Regions from separate parts of the Homo sapiens genome. Here region 2 is linked to region 1. Evidence: chromatin loops called from intact Hi-C (ENCODE). Cell type or tissue: heart right ventricle. All regions are shown on one strand. Links, peaks and the distances in the headings refer to the core of each region. The heading gives the core; the rest is flanking DNA. Region 1 overlaps PRKCH-AS1 (PRKCH antisense RNA 1). Region 2 overlaps PRKCH (protein kinase C eta).

What was found. A loop is a pair of places that touch in the nucleus more often than their neighbours do. Peaks named below come from ENCODE experiments on the same cell type or tissue, not always from the same donor. Only the 100,000 strongest peaks of a DNase experiment are listed, where the experiment ranks them.
Region 2: a loop joins it to region 1, with 2.5 times the contacts of the local background. A loop is called at or near these places in 14 of 110 quality-filtered maps.

Annotation. Positions count from the first base shown.
Region 1 is chr14:61,303,430-61,313,693 of GRCh38, reverse strand. It overlaps PRKCH-AS1 (PRKCH antisense RNA 1), which reads left to right. Exons shown (of 5, transcript NR_186042.1): 2 at 6,459-6,626. It also overlaps a transcript of PRKCH not described here. Among named protein-coding and RNA genes, the nearest start is that of PRKCH, 13 kb to the left of the region's middle. In heart right ventricle, for the core only: no CTCF peak of the experiment used is centred there; no DNase peak of the experiment used is centred there; H3K27ac peaks cover 2,835 bases; H3K27me3 peaks cover 600 bases.
Region 2 is chr14:61,428,001-61,438,264 of GRCh38, reverse strand. All of the region lies in intron 2 of PRKCH (protein kinase C eta), which reads right to left. Among named protein-coding and RNA genes, the nearest start is that of PRKCH-AS1, 110 kb to the right of the region's middle. In heart right ventricle, for the core only: no CTCF peak of the experiment used is centred there; no DNase peak of the experiment used is centred there; H3K27ac peaks cover 5,773 bases.

The DNA.
Region 1 (10,264 bases), core at 1,427-9,426:
CCTTCCACCATGATTGTGAGGCACCCCCCAGCCACATGGAACTATGAGTCCAATTAAACCTTCTTTTTTTTGTAAATTGCCCAGTCTCGGGTATGTCTTTATCAACAGCATGAGAACAGACTAATACAGAGTGGTTGAGTCTAGGAGGTTGAGGCTGATCACCGACCATGATTACACTACTGTATTCCAGCCTGGGCAACAGAGCAAGACCCTGTCTCAAAATAAAATGGTTTAAAATTCTTTAATTCTGAATGCAGAACTTAATATTTTTGACATTTTAAAAAAGGATTAGTGATAGAAGCATGTGAATATGGTTTAAAATAGTAATCATTTTCTCTAAAGCTATTATTAATATAGCTAATGGTCAGGTTGTTCCATTAACTTTTCTCATTTGGTTCTTGTCCATTAACAAGCCAAGTAGTTATTAACTACAAGTCATAACCAAATTATTAAACTGTATGGCTTGTGTAAGAAACCTGTGAAAGGAAAATGACTATTTTGCGGTAATAGCATCATTCTCTTTACCCTTTACTGGGTTTTCTCTAGGTCTTGATGGCATTCTCTGGTATACTCAGTGACCATCCAGTCAGTAATTTCATTCTTGTCCTTGGGCATCATACTTGGATTTTTCAAAATCCTTTGGAATTGCCTTTAGGTCACTTATGAAAACCTCTACACACTCTTTTAGCCTTTGAACTGAATAGTTTTTATAGTGATAAAATTTAATACACAAAATGTTTATTATCAATTCAAATGATCTTAATGTTAAGGAGGTCACTCAGGCCTTCTTAGTTATGTTTTTCATAGCTGTGGGAGGCGGGGGGAGAGTGATATGGTTTGGCTGTGTGCCACCCAGATCGCGTCTTGAATTGTAGCTCCCATAATCCCCACATGTTGTGGAGGGAGCCAGTGGGAGGTAATCGAATCATGGGGGAAGGTTTTCCCATGCTGTTCTTGTGATGGTGAATAATCTCATGAGATCTGATGGTTTTATAAAGGGCAGTTCCACTGTACACACTCTCTTGCCTGCTATAATGTAAGACGTGCCTTTGCTCCTCCTTCACCTTCTGCCATGATTGAGAGGCCTCCCCAGCCATGTGGAACTGAGATTCCATTAAACCTCTTTTTAAAAAAAATTACCCATTCTCGGGTATTTCTTCATAGCAGTATGAAAATGGACCAATATGGAGAGCTTCACTTTAAATTGACTATTTTACCAGGATGTAGCCATAGCTATTTACTAGAGTAGCCATTGTAGACTTTCTCAATATATTGTTAGTGAAAAAAGCAGGCTATCAAACTGTAATTCATCATGACCCTATTTGGTGTAAAATATGTTGGCCAGCCTGGCCAACATGGCGAAACTCCATCTCTATTAAAAATACAAAAATGAGCCAGGCATGGTGGCACATGCCTGTAATCCCAGCTGCTTAGGAAGCTGAAGCACAAGAATCATTTGTTTTGAACACAGAAATTTAGCAAATGTTTATTCAAAATGCTGGACAAGTAAAGTAGGTAAATTAAGGTACTGCTTCTTTTCAGTACTAATTTAATAAAATCCCACTATGTAGTTGATATGGCTTGACTCTGTGTCCCCACTCAAATCTCATCTTGAATTATAATCCCTACATGTCGAGGGAGGGACCTGTAATCCCCACATGTCAAGGGACCTCTAATCCCCACATGTCAACCACCCTGGATCATAGGGGCAGTTTCTCTCACATTGTTCTCATGATAGTGAGTGAGTTCTTGTGAGATCTGATTATTTTATAAGGGGCTCTTTCTCCTTTGCACACTCTCTCACCTGCTGCCATGTAGGATGAACTTGCTTGCTTCCTCTTCCACCATAATTGTATTAGATTGGTGCAAAAGTAATTGCAGTTTTTGCCATTAAAGGTAAACACAATTACATTTACAAAAACTACAATTACTTTGCACCAACCGAAATAAGTTTCCTGAGGTCTCCCCAGCCATGTGGAATTGTGAGTCAATTAAACCTCTTTTCTTTATAAATTACCCAGTGTCAGGCAGTTCTTTGTAGCAGTGTGAAAACAGACTAATACAGTAAATTGGTACCAAGAGTGGGGCACTGCTGTAGATACCTGAAAATGTGGAAGTGACTTTGGAACTGGGTAACACGCAGACGTTGGAACAGTTTGGACGGCTCAGAAGAAAACAGGAAGATATGGGATAGTTTGGAGTTTCCTAGAGACTTGTTGAATGGTTGGAGCCAAAATGCTGGTAGTGATATGGACAATGAAGCCCAGGCTGAGGTGGTCTCAGATGGAGATGAGGAACTTATTGAACACTGGAGCTATCCTTTTGCCAAGAGACAGATGGCATTTTGCCTCTGAAGTTGAGAGAGACGATCTGAAATTGGAATTTATGTTTAAAAGGGAAGCAGAGCATAAAAGTTTGAAAAATTTGCAGCCTGATGATGCAATAGAAAAGAAAAACCCATTTTCTGGGGGGAAATTCAAGCTGGCCACAGAAATTTGCATAAGTAACAAGGAGCCAAATGTTAATTGCCAAGACAATGGGGAAAATGTCTCCAGGGCATGTCACAGAGATCTTGGCAGCAGCCCCTCCCACCACAGATCTGGAGGCCTAGGAGGAAAACTTGGTTTCATGGGCCAGGCCCAGGGCCCTTCTGCTCTGTGCAGCCTTGGAACATGGCACCCTGCATCCCATGCACTGCTGCTTCAGCTCCAGCTGTGGCTAAAAGGGGCCAACATACAGCTCAGGCTGTTGCTTCAGAAGGTGCAAGCCCCAAGCCTTGGCAGCTTCCACTTGGCGTTGGGCCTGCAGGTGCACAGAAGTCAATAATTGAGGTTGGAGAACCTCTACCTAGATTTCAGAAGATGTATGGAAATGCCTGGATGTCCAGGCAGAAGTTTGCTGCTAGGGCAGAGCCCTTATGGAGAACCTCTGCTAGGGCACTGCAAAGGCAAATGTGGGGTTGGAGCCCCCACACAGAGTCCCCATTGGGTCACTGCCTAGTGGAGCTGTGAGAAAAGGGCTACCATCCTCCAGACCCCAGAATGGTAGATCTACCTACAGCTTGCATCAGGTGCCTGGAAAAGCCACAGGCACTCAACACCAACACCTCGAAAGCAGCCAGGAAGGGAGCTGTACCTTGAAGACCCACAGGGGTGGAGCTGCCCAAGGCCATGGGAGCCCACTCTTTGTATCAGTGTGCCCTGGCTGTGAGACATGGAGTCAAAGGAGACCATTTTGGAGCTTTAAGATTTAATGACTGCCCCGCGGGATTTTGGACTTGCATGGGGCTTGTAGCCACTTTGTTTTGGCCAATTTTTCCTATTTGGAATGGGTGTACTTACCGAATGCCTGTACCCCCATTGTATCTTGGAAGGAATTAACTTGTTTTTTATTTTACAGGTTTATAGGCGGAAGGGACTTGCCTTGTCTCAAATGAAACTTTGGACTGTGGACTTTTGAGTTAATGCTGAAATGAGTTAAGACTTTGGAGGACTGTTGGGAAGGCATGATTGGTTTTGAAATGTGAAAAGATATGAGATTTGGGAGGGGCCAGGGATGGAATGATATGGTTTGGCTCTGTGCCCCACCCGAATCTCATCTCGAATTGTAATCCCCATGTGTTTTGTTGAGGGAGAGAAGTGATTGGATCACGGAGGGGGGGCGGTTCCCTCCATGCTATTCTTGTGATAGTGAGTGAGTTCTCATGAGATCTGATGGTTTTATAAGGGGTTCTTTCCCTTTTGCACTCTCTCTTGCCTGCCACCATGTAAGATGTGCCTGCTTCCCCTTCTGCCATGATTGTAAGTTTCCTGAGGCCTCCTCAGACATATGGAACTGCGAGTCAATTAAACATCTTTTCTTCATAAATTTCCCAGTCTCGGGCAGTTCTTTATAGCAGTATGGACTAATAAAGTAGTCAACATAATTTTAGTTCTAGAAGCCAGTAGGTAATAGCAAGGTAATTCAGATCTTCCATTCATGACCTTTTGGGGTGGCATGGGGAGTTAGATGATCCAAATATTGGGATTTGACAATATTTGACAAATTTGGGTGATTTTTCTTCTCTCAAGTTTAAGAACCCTAGGCATAGGAGACAATAGCTTTCAAAGACTTTGGTTTGCATCCTCCCAAAATTGCTAGATGGCCTTGGACAAATCATATAATTGCACAGAATTAAATGAGAAACTGAATTTAAAGCGCATTGCAAAGCCCTGCAGCATTGTATTAATGTTATCAGCTCTGCCTCATCCTGCTGCTCACTTTCCCTTCCATTTGCTTTATCCTTCCTGCCTGCCACAGATCCCCTCCTATTCACCTCATCCTTTGGCCCCTGCCACAGATCCATGACTATGCAGGGGGCTCAACCCTGCCATTTGCAGAGAACCTTCAAATCAGAGGTAATTTTTTTTTTGAGACAGGGTCTCACTCCTGTCAGCTAGGTTGGAGTGCACCGGCACAATCACGGCTCACTGCAGCCTCGACCTCCCAGGCTCAAGTGATCCTCCCACCTCACTTCCTGAATAGCTGAAACTACAGGCTTGTGCCACCACACCCAGCTAATTTTGTATTTTTCTGTAGAGGCGGGGTCTCGGTATGTTGCCCAGCTGGTCTTGAACTCCAGATATTAAGTGATCCTCCCACCTTGGCCTCCCAAAGTGCTAGGATTATAGGCATGAGACATGGTGCCCCGCTCAGAGGTAGAATTTTTGACATATTCTTTTAGTCCAAATATAATCACTTAAACTGAGATTCTAAATATGCAGGAGGCTGGACGTGATGTCTTATGCCTGTAATCCCAGCATTGTGGGAGGCTGACGCTGGAGGATTGCTTGAGGCCAGGAATTCAAGACCAGTCTGGGCAACATAGTGAGACTCTGTCTCTACAAAAAATTTAAAACTAGGCCCAGTGTGGTGGCAAATGCCTGTAGTCCTAGCTCCTCGGGAGGCTGAGGTGGGAGGATCACTTGAGCCCAGCAGTTTGAGGCTGCAGTGAACCGTGTTTGTACCACTGCACTCAAGCCTGGGCAATGGAGCGAGACTCTGTCTCAAAAAATAAATAAAAAATAATATATAACATACACACACATATATGTGGAGGAACACTTGAAAAATAACACAAGTAGCAAGAAAGACACAAGTGCTCTGGTGAGTATAACAAAAATAAAGGCAGATGATAAGCTCATGGGTACAATGGGTGTGATAATATAAAAACCACACTGAGTACTAAGATGAAACTTGGGCTTGATACAGGAGAAAGGAAGTCAACAAAGGAATTTTACACATTTCCCTGAGTTACTCATTTTAAGAGTCCGAACAACTGAAATCAGGAAACACCTGTGCTTGTTAACATTAGTTAGGAAATGACTTTAAAAACTTGGACTCCGTTTTAGATAACTGGTGGCAGGCAGTGATATCATTCTAGCATCTATATTTCCACGTAAATGCACAAGCTATGTTTCTTAGTTTTGGTCCATTTATGTAATAGCAATCAGAGACTCAATGCATTATATTTATAGAATAATTGTTACACATTTTAAGTTTTCAAATTACCTGGGGCCAGACACAGTGGCTCATGCCTGTAATCCCAACACTCTGGGAGACCAAGGCAGGAGGATAACTTGAAGCCAGGAGTTCAAGACAAGCCTGGGCAACATAGTGAGATCCCCATCTCTACAAAAAAAAATTAAAAATTAGCCAGGTGTGCTGATGTGTGCCTGTGGTTCTGACTGTTCAGAAGGCTGAGGTGGGAGGATTGCTTGGGCTCAGGACTTCAAGGTCACAGTAAGCCCTGATTGCACTGCTGCATTCCAGCCTGCGTGACAGAGCGAGACCCTGTCTCACTCAAAAATAATAAAATAAAATTACCTGGCATTTAGCTGCATGTTTATTTTTGTTCCCATTTATAGTTATTTGAAGATTGTTATAATCACACAGAAATATGGCCATCATTACTTTGAGATGAAAATAAATGTATAGAATGAATGTTTTATGATAAAAAACAAAAAAACAGCATTGTAATAAGATGGGCCAGACGAACACAGGAAAAATGGGTCCATTTGAAGATATGCTAGAGAACTCTAGACCAAACCTTTATTTTACAGATGAGGAGCCAGAATCAGAGCTGAGTATCTGCATGTTTTTTATTACACATTCTCTGGGTCTTCAGAATGTAAGGCTAGAGGCTCCCAGAGCGGGTCCTATCTCAAGTAAATTACTGGATCAATAGGCCTTATCTGATTGATTGATTTAAACAGCATTATTGTTTAGATTGCTTTGATATGGTTTGTTAAACAATAAAGTAAAACATATAAATTATGCTGTTGTTGATGATGTATATATCACCTTTCTTAGAAATACAATGTCTGTGACAAGTTTGTTTCTGGAATTTTCTTTGATGTGCCAGTGAAATTATAACCAGTAGGAAAAAAAGTTATTTACTGTTGTTATTGTTTTTATAGTGGAGACCAGAGTCTTGCTATGCTTTCCAGGCTGGTTTTGAACTCCTAGCCTCAAGCGATTTTCCTGCCTCAGCTTCCCAAAGTGCTGGGATTACAGGCACAAGCCACTGCACCCGGCCCTGTTGTTGTTAAGAAAATTACAAGTTAAATCTTGTACCAGTGAACAAGGTTTGTATAGATGATTTTATTGTCTTGAAATTTTATTTTATCTCACTTTAAAAAAATAGAAGCATATTAGAATATACTTTGTTCTATACCCAAATCTTGTGTTAAACTCTTTAAAAATGTCTTTTCAGTGTTTGGTAAAAGCTGCAATGAGTCGTACAGATGTATATTTCACATTAATTATTAATAATTATAATTTAGAAATGTTAATTACAGTCATTTAAAGGAACTTCAACAAACTAATGGTTATTGAAGTTACATTAAGAATATCTATAATCATGAAGAGTAGTGGCCTAATACAGTAATGAAAGACAGATCTTTAAATTTAAAAAGGAAAAATGTGATTGTGTGTTTTCGTACGTTATTAAGTTGTAGACAATATACCAAAACATACATCAGAGGACATTCACTTATGGCCATAGATAGTAGCTAATGCCAGACACATCCTCCCACTAGAAACAACTAGAAATACACAAGATAACTGATTCTAGACATTTGACAACAAACATTGCAGGGCAGTGATACTTGAGAGAAAGGAAACACAATGTGATCTGCACGTCCTCTTCAGCTTTCTGTCTGGGGACACCAAGTAGACTAAAAGGAAGTGGAATCCAAGGAAGTATGGAAGTCTTGCTGAGCTGAAGAAATCTAGATAAAAGTTTAGAGTAGTTGTCATCCCTGAAATTTGTAAGACAGAATACCACAAAGAAAGGAGTATGCAGAAGAAGAGGACAAAGAAGATTTCACAAGCATTCCTGTGTAGCCCATGTGCAGGATAGGACTTAATGAGGCCTAGCAGAGAATGGTTGCTATGAACAAGAGAACTGGGCCAAGATATCATAGACTGTGCAGTACTGCAAACACTGGAATACTGTCCCAGCCTAAATGGAGAGACCTTACTAAGCACCTCATCCATTCAATTGAAATTCTAAAGAGGATAGACCTTAGGAGTAAATACCATGTCCCAGACAAAGGGCCATGTCTCAGGACTAAGGATAAAACTGACATAGAATAAATAATAATAATACATAACAAAACAAAGCCTAGCAAGATCAAGAGGATTTTTTAGTAGTTTAATAGCCTGATAGAATAAACCTCAACACCATTTAAAAGAAGATAACATAATCCAGACTCTCTGTAACTCCTTTATAACAATATTCAACAGGAGGTTAAAAAATATTGTACCTGTAAAGAAGCAGAAATATGTGACTCATAATCAAAATAAGACATGGTCAATAGAAGCAGAATCCAAGATGACCCAAATGTTGGAATTAGCAGATGAGGTCTTTAAAACAGCTATTATAAATATATGTAAGGATGCATGGGAAAAGATGAATATGTGATTAAACAGATGAGAATGATCAGCAAAGAAATAAACCAAATGGATATATTAGAAATAAAAAGCAAATATCTGAAATGTAAAATTTATTCGATGGTTAGAGCAGTTTGGAGATGGCAAAAGGATGGGTGAATTATCTCTAACAGAGAGCAATAGAAATTATATAATTTAATAACAGAAAGGAAAAGATTGGAAAAAATATATAAACAGCCTCAGTGAACTCTGGAACAACCCTGCAAAGTTAGTATATATATAATTGGAGTCCTAAGGCTAAGCATGGTGGCTCATACCTGTAATCCCAACACTTTGGGAGGCTGAGGCAGGAGTTCAAGACCAGCCTGAGCAACACAGTGAGACCCCCATCTCTACCAAAAAAAAAAAAAAGCTGGGCATGGTGGCACATGTCTATAGTCCTAGCTACTTGGGAGGCTGAGGTGGGAGGATCACTTAAGCCTTGAAGTAAAGGCTGCAGTGAGCTCTGATTGTACCACTGTGCTCCAGCCCGTGCTGGACAGAGTGAGACCCTATCTCTAAAGTAAAAGATAATAATAATTAGAGTCTCAGTAAAAGAAAGGAAAAAGAAAATGGGGTAGAGTGAAATTTTTAAAAAAATTCTCTAATTTGGTGAAAAACATCAGCCTACAGATTGAAGAATCAACAAACTCCAAGCAGAATAAATACAAAAAATAAAATAAAGAAAGAAAACACACCAGCTACACTGTAGTCAAAAGGTTAAAAACCAAAAATATAGAATAAATGTTGAAACAGAAAAAAAAGTCAATGACATAAGGGGAACAATGCTATGAATCACAGTTGACTTCTTACTAGAAACAGTGGAGGCCAAAAGAAATGGAATGATGCCATTAAAGTACTGAAAGAATAGAGCAACCCAGCTTTTTTTTTTTTTTAAGACCTTGTTTGGCTCAGTCGCCTAGACTGGAGTGAAGTGATGCAGTCACAGCTCACTGCAGCCTCAACCTCCTAAGCTCAAGTGATCCTCTCACCTCAGCCTCCCAATTAGCTAGGACTACGAGTGTATGCCACTATGTCCAACTAATTTTTTTTTTTTTTAGAGATGGGGTCTCAGCTACGTTGCCCAAACTGTTCTTGAACTCCTGGGTTCAAGCAATCCTCCTGCCTTAGCCTTCCAAAGTGCTGGGATTACAAGTGTGAGCCACCACACCTGGCCAGAATTCTAACATTTTCTCAAAAATGAAAACAAAAAAGACATTTTCTGATAAACAAATGCTGGGAGGATTCATTGTAAACTATATTAAATACTAATAGAAGAATTGGGGGCGGTGGTGATGGAAAATGATAGCACAGGGAAATCTAAACTACAGAAAGTAATAAATAGCACCAGAAATGGTAAGTAGACGTGTAAATATAAAGAACTTTTTTCTTCTCATTTTTTTAAAACAGACTATTTAAAGACAAATATATTGTAGGACTCTCAATTCATGTAGAAGTAAAATACATGACAGCAATAACAAAAAAGGACAGAGGGTTTTGTTTGTGTGTGTGTGTGTGTGTTTATTTTAAGCAATGCTTTTGGAGAAAGAAAAAAAGGACAGAGTTAACAAAATTGTACTATTGTAAGATTCTTACATTTCACATGAAGTAGTATAATATTAACTCTAAACAGACTGTTAAGGTTGTGCTGACTACTATGGTAGTCAGTAGCCACAAGTGACTAAATTTAAACTTAAATTAATTAAAAATAAATAAAATTTAAATTTCAGTCTTCAGTTGTACTAGCCATATTTCAAGGTATCAACAGTCACAGGTAGCCAGTGTCTACCATATTGGAAAGACATAGAACATTTTCACTACTAAAGAACATTTAGTTGGAGAATGCTGCCCTATAGCAACCATAAAAAAAAAAAAATACAGACATATAACTTTAAAATCAATAAATGAATTAGAATACTAAGAATATTGTATAAACCAAAATAAAGCCATGAAGGAGGAAATGAGAAACAAACAAAAAATGAGACAAGCAGAAAACAAATAGCAAGGTGATAGACTTAAATCCTACCAAATCAATAATTATATTAAATATAAATGAACTAAACAGTCCAAAGAAAAGAAAAAGATTGCAAGGATGAATAAAAAGCAAGATTCAAGTAAGAGCTTTGGCATGAGATGCAATGCATTTTAAAGATCCAGATAGGTTGAAAGTAAAAGGAAGGGAAAACATAGACCAAGCAAATCTAAGAAACCTGGTATTGATATACTATTATTATACAAAACAAACTTCAAGTCAAAAAGAATTATCAAAGTTGAAGAGTGACATTCCTTA
Region 2 (10,264 bases), core at 964-8,963, 130 kb before region 1:
CACTGAGAAAACAGAACAGCCTTCTATATGACGACAGACAAGAGAGTTTGGTGGTTGAGGCTGTGGAATCTGGAGCCTGGGGTGTGCAGACGGCTTCTTCCCTTATAAGCTCGGTGGCCCTGGGCAAGTTGTTTAACATCCAATGCTTCAGTTTCCTCATCTATAGAACATAAAGGATATGTTCCTCATAGGGCCATTTGAGGACTTGATAAGTTAATAAGCACAGCATAATTAGAGAAGTACCCGACAGGTAGTAACTTACCTAGTGTAACTGTGAAAACCCTTACTTCACACTACCCTAGAGTTCTAGGAATAGAAAGGATTTTTTTTTTTAAGAGACAGGGTCTTGCTGTGTTGCTAGGCTGGTCTCAAACTCACGGGCTCAAGTGATCCTCCTGCCTCGGCCTCCCAAACTGCTGGGATTACAGGTGTGAGCCATTGCACCTGGTCGATAGAAAGGATTTTTTAATTCAACTGTCTATTGTCTAGAAGAAGAATGAATACCTAGGAAATTGGGGCCTAGAGAAGTTAATGTACCCCGAGACACATTTAGCTAGCTTGTGCTAGAACTGACACTAAAATCTTCCACACACCCTGCACTGTGCCCTTTATTAACACCAGGTCTCCTGGTATCCCTAGAAAGTAATAAATTTTCTAGTGAGGAAACAGAAACTAACAGGAAGGTTAAGTGAGGTCAAGCAGCCAATGACAGAAGTGAGGACACCAGACTCCGTTGACTATTGTTGAACTACTGGATATACTATCAAATGTCTTTTTTCTTCTTCCTGAGATAATTTGTTTTATCATTTGTACACGTGGGAGAAAACAACTGTGAGAAAAACAAACAGAAAAACCTTAGAGTTAACCAAAAGCTACTAGTCAAGAAAGAACCAGAAAATATTATTGGTTTATATCTGCAAAATATATCCCGGGAAGGTAATGAGGTAAGGTAGCAACAGAATTTTGCTTAACATCATCAAAAACACTGAATAAGAACTACTTGCATAAAGAATGATGCATAAAAATGTAAACACAGATGATGATGATCTCTGAGACAGTAACGACACAAACAGAGATTAGGACGCGTGATAAACAAATGCCTAACTTAACTAAACGGCTATTTACAACTGGAAATACAACGGTATTTTACAATCCTGGTTTTATATACTTGAAAATGTAAACATTTAAATGGGTATTTACAACAAGCACACCCCACCAGTGGGTGACAGTGACACGGGCACTGAGCGAATAAATCACAGGAGTTGCAGATATAGTCCTGTAACTAATTAAGGAAGACTTCCATGTTAGTAGTCTTTGGAAAAGAGGAAGGAGAACTTGGTGAATTAGAGCAGGGAGAAGGTACCAGGAATTTTGTGCCAGCACCTGTGACAAAGACTGCAACAAAAGGTTTTGGTATTTAAAAATGGCAGCAAGGCCGGGTGTGGCGGCTCATGCCTGTAATCCCAGCACTTTGGAAGGCTGAGGCGGGCAGATGACCTGAGGTCAGGAGTTCAAGACCGTCTGGCCAACATGGTGAAACCCCATCTCTATTAAAAATACAAAAATTAGCCAGGCCTGGTGGCGGGCACCTGTAATCCCAGCTACTCAGGAGGCTGAGGCAGGAGGATTGCTTGAACCTGGGAGGCAGAGGTTGCTGTGAGCTGAGATCACGCCATTATACTCCAACCTGGGCGACAGAGTGAGACTCCACCTCAAAAAAATAAGTTGAAAATAAATGGCAGCAAAAGCCCCCTCAATGGCACTAGCAGTACAGAATCCTCTGTGTTTTTTGAAAACAGCTTAACTATGTACTCATAGTTATTTCCAAACTCAGATAAAGTGGTTGGACTCACTGTATTAGACCCGGATCTCACTGTGGAGACCCAAATCAACAGCTGCTACACATGTTTCTCAGGGCTTTGGTTCCCTCTGAGGAATCTCAGCCCACACAAACACCAACCATCCTGCAAACTAAATGGGATGGCAAAAGAAGGAGAGGAAAATAATTTGTTACTAGACTGACTCTCTTGAGTAGGACCTACGGCTCATAGCATCCACGCAAGCTGAGCCCATGCTCACTCATCACTCCAGCCTCCTCTGCCAGCAGAACAGTGATTAGAACAGAACGTTGCATGTGAGCATCTGCAACAGGGCCAAAGTTCCATCCAGAACCATGAGAAAAGCCTCTTGCCACATCAGGATGGGAGGAGAGTCCTGACCTCCCATTTTCCACTCATCATCATCTTTCCTTTTTCATGTCTGTGATCTGTGCAAACTCCAAAGTACAAACTCTCCCCTTCTCAGTCCTTGAAGAAAGAGGCCTTGGCTCCAATAACAGCTCTGGTTCTTCTCTCTATAATCGTCTTTCTTAGTCTCCTTCACTGGCTTTTCTCCTCCACCCAATTTTTAAATATGTGTATGCTCCAAGGTTCCCTGCATACCATGCTTCTAGTCTTTCTGGATGTTCATTCATCAACTGCCTGTACACTGAGGATTCCCAAATATACAGCTATAGCTCTGGTTTCATTCATTCATTCATTCATTCATTCATTCATTCATTTATATTGAGATAAGGTTTGTTGATATTGAGATGAGGTCTCATTACATTGCCCAGGCTGACCTCAAACAGCTTCTGGACTCAAGCCATCCTCCCACCTGAGCCTCCAGAGTAGCTGGGACTACAGGTGCATACCACTGTGCCTGGCCAGCTCCGGCTTCTAGCTAATAAACTTATTTCTAAGTAGCTTGTCAGCATCTCTTCAAGGTATCCCCAAGCTACCTAAAACTTGGCATTTGTTGGGCTGAACCCTCTTCTCGGCCTCCTCCACCCTCTCTTTCTCCTAGCTAATTGTACCACTATCCTTGGAGTCACTCAAACAACCTTAGAGACGTCTTCAGATCTCCTCTCTTGCTTTGCTTATCCTTGTTCTACTCTGTCTCCACCTGTTCTTGTTTGGATTCCCCCAGGAGCAGAGTTCAAGATAGGGACTTAAGTTGCAAGTAGTTTATTCGGGAAGGAACCCCCAGATGCACCAGGGGATTACAGAAGTGAGACAGGAAAGGGAAGGAAACCAACGATAAGCGTATTACTGAGCAGGTTTCCAGGGTGGGCAACTGAGGCTCGATTCCTGTCGGGAATTTCAAGGACCTGGTTGAACACCCTCAGCGGGTGAGGAAGTTGGGTTATTTATCCTCTGGCTCCCATTCCTCACTGGCTGATGGCTGCTTCAGGGGTGGGAGGTATTAATTTTTCAGCATTTCCAGCTTTCTGTTGTGGGATGAAAGGAAATATGGGTGGGGCATCCATATTTATTTATCTGCTATAGTAATGTATTTACATTTACCCTGGTCCTGATTTCTCACTGAAATTTAACTGCCATATATGCTTTTAAAAAATCTTTTAAAAAGTAGAGTTGGGGTCTCACTGTGTTGCCCTGGCTGGTCTCAAACTCCTGGGCTCAGGTGATCCTCTCTCTTTGGTCTCGCAAAGTGCTAGATTACAGGCATGAGCCACTCTGCCCAGCTATGCCATATATGCTTTCTGTAGACTTCTTCAAGGTGAAGTGAAGTAGAAAATGTTTACAATAGTCTTCAAATTTCACTGTGTCTACTCCTTTCTGCACACATAAGGATGGAAATTCCCTCCTGTCCTACTATCAATTGCAAGAATCCTACAGTTTCCTTCTACAAAAATGTTCAGAATTCCTATTCTCTTGCTGTGATTCTATGAATATTTCATTTTCCTCTATTGACGTCATCCATAAAAAGGCTTTTAGCTGCCACTTCTTCTTTCTTCCTTTTTGGTGTTTTTTTTTCTCATTAACAGTAGGTCAGACATTCTTCATTTTTTAATACATGAAAATTAAACATTCCTCAGCGGATCATCACTGCTCGGTTTCAGGATGATGAAGAAAAATGTTTCTGTTCCATCACATTTGGGTTGCATCATGTGGAGGTGCAACCCCACTATGACTCTCACTGTCATTCTATCTGAAAAACATCTCAAAATGGTATTATTGTCAACTCCAAGCTTAAACAAGATAATGTATCCTGGTTTTATATACTTGAAAATGTAAACATTTTCCAGTTATCTGGAGATTTTTCTCTGATTCTTCTTTACTAAATTTAACTGGAGAGAACATGTCTCATTCATGAGCCTCTGTCCTCCTGATAACATTTTAAATGTAATGTAAATGCAATGTAAGGGAACAACGTAGCTATGATGTGGTCTCAGCTGTCAGAGAAGAGGCACCATGTAAGATCTCTCTTTTTGATTTATTGTTGTCATTGTTTATAAAGACAATATGATGATCACTATGGAAAATGTAAGTGGTACAGAAAACTATCATGAAGAGTTTCTTTTTAAAAATCATAAATCTTATTACATCAATAATCACTGAAAATCCTGGTGTACATGCCAAATATATACTGTACATCTACAGTCTTAAATTAATGATGTATGTTATACTCTATGTGTTGCGCAGCCAACTACTTTCACCCAAAACATCTTTTCATATCTTTTTAAAAGTTGCTGTTTCTGTTCTTGTAGCCACTAATACTAAAGTTACCATTTAATCATATTTCATAAAGTATGTATACATTATCACAACTTAAAAGTAAGCTGATAGCACGATCATATGATCCCCGTGAAAGCAGGGCTCCTCTGTTTAAAATCTGTGTATTTTTCTCATTTACTTGAAGCTCAGGGACTGTTCTCTCTACCCCCACCCCAGCCTTCAAGCCCAGGTTGATCTTCCTTCCTCACAAAAAAGATTCTTACACAAACAACCTGTCCAACCAAAATCTTTTCCAGATAAACATATGTTTCCTGCTGAGAACTAAAAGAATCCTGCCCTTTAGTTTGGCTTATTCCATTTCCCTTTTGATTTTTTTTTCTCTCTTATCCACTGGTAGACTTCTAAAGTCCCTTTTAAGCTCTCAAGTTCTGGTTTCATGATTTTGGAAAAATCTTAAAGGATATTAGCCATGAGGAGTATGCTGCCGAGTCATTTCCTTCTCCAAGTGCATGGTGGAGAGAAAGCTCTGCTGCCTTCTTCATGTTTCTGATTCAACATGATTTTTAAAACTGCTGTACTGTTGCTCACTGTAAACAGACTAATTTGAAATCCAACACCAAAGATTAACCACCTTTATCACAAAACCAAGGTGAGAGCTTTGAACCTCGGCCACCATTTTTTGATAGTTTTTTTTTTTTTTTTTTGAAGAGGTTGGGGGGTGAGGGGAGGGAACTTAGAGGACAGGTCAATAGGTGCAGCAAACCACCATGGTACACGTATACTTATGTAACAAACCTGTACGCTCTGCACATGTATCCCCCCCACTTTTTTTTTATTAAGAAGAAATAAAGGAAAAAAAAAAAGAAAAAGGTAAAGGGGATCACGGTGGCTCACGCCTATTATCTCAGGACTTTGGGAGGCTGAAGTGGGAGGATCACTTGAGGCCAGGAGTACAAAACCAGTCTGGACAATATAGCGAGGGACTCTGGAAGTCATGTATTCTTTCTGTGCCTGGTGGCAGGCTTTTCTGGAAATGGAAAAGGCTGAGTCAAATAATCAGTGAAGTTCCTTCTAGCTCTTAAGAGTCCATGATCCCAGTGAAACTAGCGTTACTGCTGGGCGCAGTGGCTCGTGCCTGTAATCCCAGCACTTTGAGAGGCCAAGGCAGGAGGACTGCTTGAAGCCAGAAGTTTAAGACCAGCCTGGGCAACAAAGCAAGACCCTCTGTCTATTAAAAAAATAAAGTAAGAAACTAGCTTTCCAGAATGAGGGCAAAATAAAGATATTTCAGAAAACTGAGATTGTTCACTACCAAATACCTTCGCTAAATAAAGAATGTACTTGAAGAGAATCTACTTGAAGAAGGAGGGAAATGTTCGAGGGAAGGTTTGAGCTATACAAGAAAGTGGTATGTTAAAAAATTATAAACATGTAAGTAAATAGAAACAAAGAAGGATGGAATAACTAATAACATCTAGTTAATGGAGCTTCAAAAGAAAAATAAAAAGATATCAAAAATATCAAGGAAATGCACATAAGCCAGGAGGAAAGTGACTGGAGTTAAAAACATTCTAACATCCTTAGATTGCTCAGTAGGAGGGTAAAGTGGTAGCTAACTTTAGACTTAGTTACACAGACATGTTAAAATTCCAAGTATAATCACTTAAAAAAAAAAAAAAAGAGAGAGAGATTCTATCTTCCAAACCAATAGAGGTGGGAAAAAATGGAATTGGTAGAGACAGTGGTAGAGGGAGAATCTCAATAAACTTCTAGAAATAGGAAATCTAACCACCTGTTGTTTATAAAGCACAAACCTAAGACATAGGTAGAAAAAGTAGAAAGTAAATGAATTAAAGAAGATGCAAAGCAGGGCAAATACTAGCCAAAAGACATGCAATGCAGCCACATTAACGTCAGATAAAATACACTGTAAAAGAAAGAATTGCTAGAAATAAAAAGAAGTGATTGTATAATAAAAGGTTTTACCAGGAAAATATAACAGTATATTTGTATATATTCAGTAGCAGAGCTTTAAAGTAAACCAACAAACAGCATTTACTCATTACTGCAGAGCTATACTGTTGCAGAGCTGAGTGGTGTCCTAGGATTACATTCCCTTCTCTAAGCATGCATTCTAGAACACTCTAAAAAGAAAAAAAAATCCAAATGGCAACATTAGCAGCAGCGAATCCATATGGGTCTGCAGCAACTCGATTCTTGCTTCCTTGGAGGAAAGAATTTGGCCAGAGAGGATAAGGTAGAATGAGACCAAGGCAAGTTTTAGAGCAGGAGTTAAAGTATATTAAAAAGTTTGAGAACAGGAATGAAAGGAAGCAAAGTACACGTGGAAGAGGGCCAAGTGGGCAATTTGAGAGATCCGAGGACCCTGTCCGACGCTTGACTTGGGATTTTTACACAATGGCATGGTGCTGAGGTTTGTGTCTCTCCTCCCTTGGTTTTTCCTTGGGGTGGGCTGTCCGCATGTGCAGTGGCCTGCCAGCACTTGGGAAGGGCCGCATGTACAGTGTGTTTACTGAAGCTGTGCACATGTTCATTTGAGGCATTTTTCCCTTACCAATTGAGTGTTCCTAGAGGAAGGTCATACACCAGCTAAACTCCACCATTTTGTCTCTTAGCATGCAAGTTTGAGCCCACTCATCCAACGCCTGAGATCCTATGAGGAAGCTACTGATTGGCCGGGTGCCGCGGCTCACGCCTGTAATCCCAGCATTTTGGGAGGCCGAGGCGGGCGGATCGCGAGGTCAGGAGATCCAGACCATCCTGGCCAACATGGCGAAACCCCATCTCTACTAAAAATATAAAAAATTAGCCAGGCGTGGTGGCACGTGCCTGTAGTCCCAGCTACTCGGGAGGCTGAGGCAGGAGAATCGCTTGAACCCGGGAGGCAGCGATTGCAGTGAGCTGAGATCACGACACCGCATTCTAGCCTGGGCAACAGAGCAAGACTCCATCTCAAAAAAAAAAAAAGGAAGCTGCTGATTAAGAGCTTAAGGTGTTTTCTATCTACTGGGAGTCTGCTTTCCCTGGTGCAAGCTGTGACCAACTAGTATGTTAGTGAGACAGTTTAACAACCACCTGACCATCACCTGATGGTTGCCTGACATTCCTGTGGGGGAGGGGGGCCTCTCCTGCCCCGCTCATATCTGCCTAACTACTCTAACAGCAAGGTCAGATATAGTCCCTATTCTTTTATTCCACTGGCTGTTCAAAATCATACCATGGCTGGCATCTGCTTTTCTATTGACAGAGATATGCTTCATTTGTCTTGGGTAAATACCTAAGAACTGCTGGGTAACAAGGTAGTGGTCTGTTTAGTTCTGTAAGAAACTGCCAGACCATTTTTCAAAGCGGTTGTACCATTTTGAACTCCCACTAAAAATATGAAAAGTTCTAGTGCTCCACAGTCTCACCAACATTTAGTGTTGTTGGTCTTTTTCATTTTAGCCTTTCTAGTGGTATCTCATTGTGGTCTTAATTTGCATATCCCTAAAGCCTAAAATTGCTGAGCATGTTTCTATGTGTGTATTGCCCATTCATATTTCTTTTGAGAAAATGTCTGTTCAAATCTTTTGCTCATTTTTTTAAAATTGGGCTGTTTGTCTTTTCATTGAATCATGACTTTATTTAGGGGGACACAGTCACTGTTTTTCCTATTAAGAAAAGCAACATATGCCTCTACTCTTGATTCCATGGAATTTACCTGATAACTCTTTGCCCAAGACTATGTATGTGTAGACTGAAGGTAAAGAAGGTTTCAGAAAGGTTAGGGATCATGTTTACTTTTTCTGCATACATATTGGAAGACAGCGGGGTAGAGAGACTAAAACCTACAAAATCCCATCTATATAGTATTATTCTGGCCAGCAGATAGACAAAAATCACACTTCTGCCAAGTTTTTATACCGTCTCTAGCTGAATAAGAGAAACTAGTTAAATTTTAATATTTTAAAATTTTAATAAGATAATTCAAATTACATTGTTTCTGCTTCCTCTCTATTTACAATTCCTAGTACATATGGGTTTTTATTTTATTTTCCTGGCGTCTTTAGAATGGGTCTTGTTAGTTTCATTGTCAAGTTCTTTATTAATTGAAACAGATTTGATTTTAGTAACTGCCACTGTAACTAGCCAACTATGACACAGTCCACAAGACACACATTCTAGGATTCCCTGAGGCCCTGAAAACAATGGGTGTGACTATTCTCCATTATCTGAAAGTAATGTACTCAGTTATTGTACAGACTGATTTTTAAAAGAAATTCCTCAAATCCTTCTTTGATCACAAAGACAAAAAACAGTGGACGAGAGCATATGCTCTCTAACTGTAAAGCATTTATAAATGTTGCTTCACCATCTGTCTTTGAGAAACAGAAGGTTGCCTCAGTTCTATAGGTTTCTATTTAAGCTGTTACCCAAAACTTACAAATTGGTTCCATAACATGAACATAGTAATCCTGATGAAAATGGTATAAAAATCTGTGCCCTTTCTGGTCTTCCAGTCTACTTTTTCTGTTTCATGTTTGTATTGAAGAAGAGGGTAGGAGCCAGTTTCACTTGATTTGCAAGGAATGAAACCTTTCATGCTTCCTTCTATTCTCCAGACCAACAGAAACTCATGCAAAATGCTAGGAGTCCCTAAAACAATTCAGAGGTAATTCCCTCTTGCTTTAATTTTGTTTCCTTTAAGAACTTATTTTTAACCTTTGGCCTTGACTGTGGAACACAGGATAATGATGGAATGTCAACTATGACATGCAGAATTCTTTAAACCATCTAAGCAAAAAAAGAAAAAACTATAGTTACACATATCTTGCTCCACCTCTCCTCCAAAAAAAGGTATTTTAAAGAGACAGAGTAAAAGCTAGCTACAGGGAAAAAAAAATGTTTTTAACTTTCATAGGCAATGATTGAATTTCAGAATCAAACCAGTGGGGAATACTTTCCGTGATTGATAGACACAGAAATTTTTCATTTTCCCAAAACAAGAGCTCCCACTAAAGCATTTTTGGTGTTTAAGGGCCAGGTTAAAGCTTTACTCAGACATCGAAGTAAAGTAGATCAATTATCAAAAAATCTATGTTGATAAGGTCCTACAACAAACCACCCCAGGCTCAAATAAGACAGTAAGAAAGTTTAAGCTATTCTCAGCATCTGGTAGAGACTGGTTATATGGTGAGGACTTAAAAGAGGAAAGCTCTTCACTTTGTAAACCAAAAATAAAATTTTAAGCTCCCCCTACTGACTGAATGGACCCCTTCTCAACCAAGGGGATTAAAAAAAACCCCTGAAAAACTAGTGAAAGCCATGACGCAAAGAGGGAGTCAGACATGCCTCATTATATCCTCTCCCTTTTGGAGTTTAGACTCAACTGACCAGCATTAACACTAAAATAGAGACCTAAAACCGACAGAATAGACCCTTATTGTTACAAAGGCTAGAGTGCAGAGCACCTATAATCCCAGCACTTTCGGAGGGTGAGGCAGGTAGACTGCTTGATCCCAGGAGTTTGAGACCAGTCTGGGTAACATGGTGAAACCCTGTCTCTACAAAAATACCAACTCAACCTGACTCTGGTATAGCATCGTGTGAGATACATATATATATATATATATATGTGTGTATATATATATGTGTGTGTGTGTGTGTGTGTATCTATCTATCTATCTATCTATCTATCTATCTATATATATATATTTGTGGAGATGAGGTTTCACCATGTTGCCCAG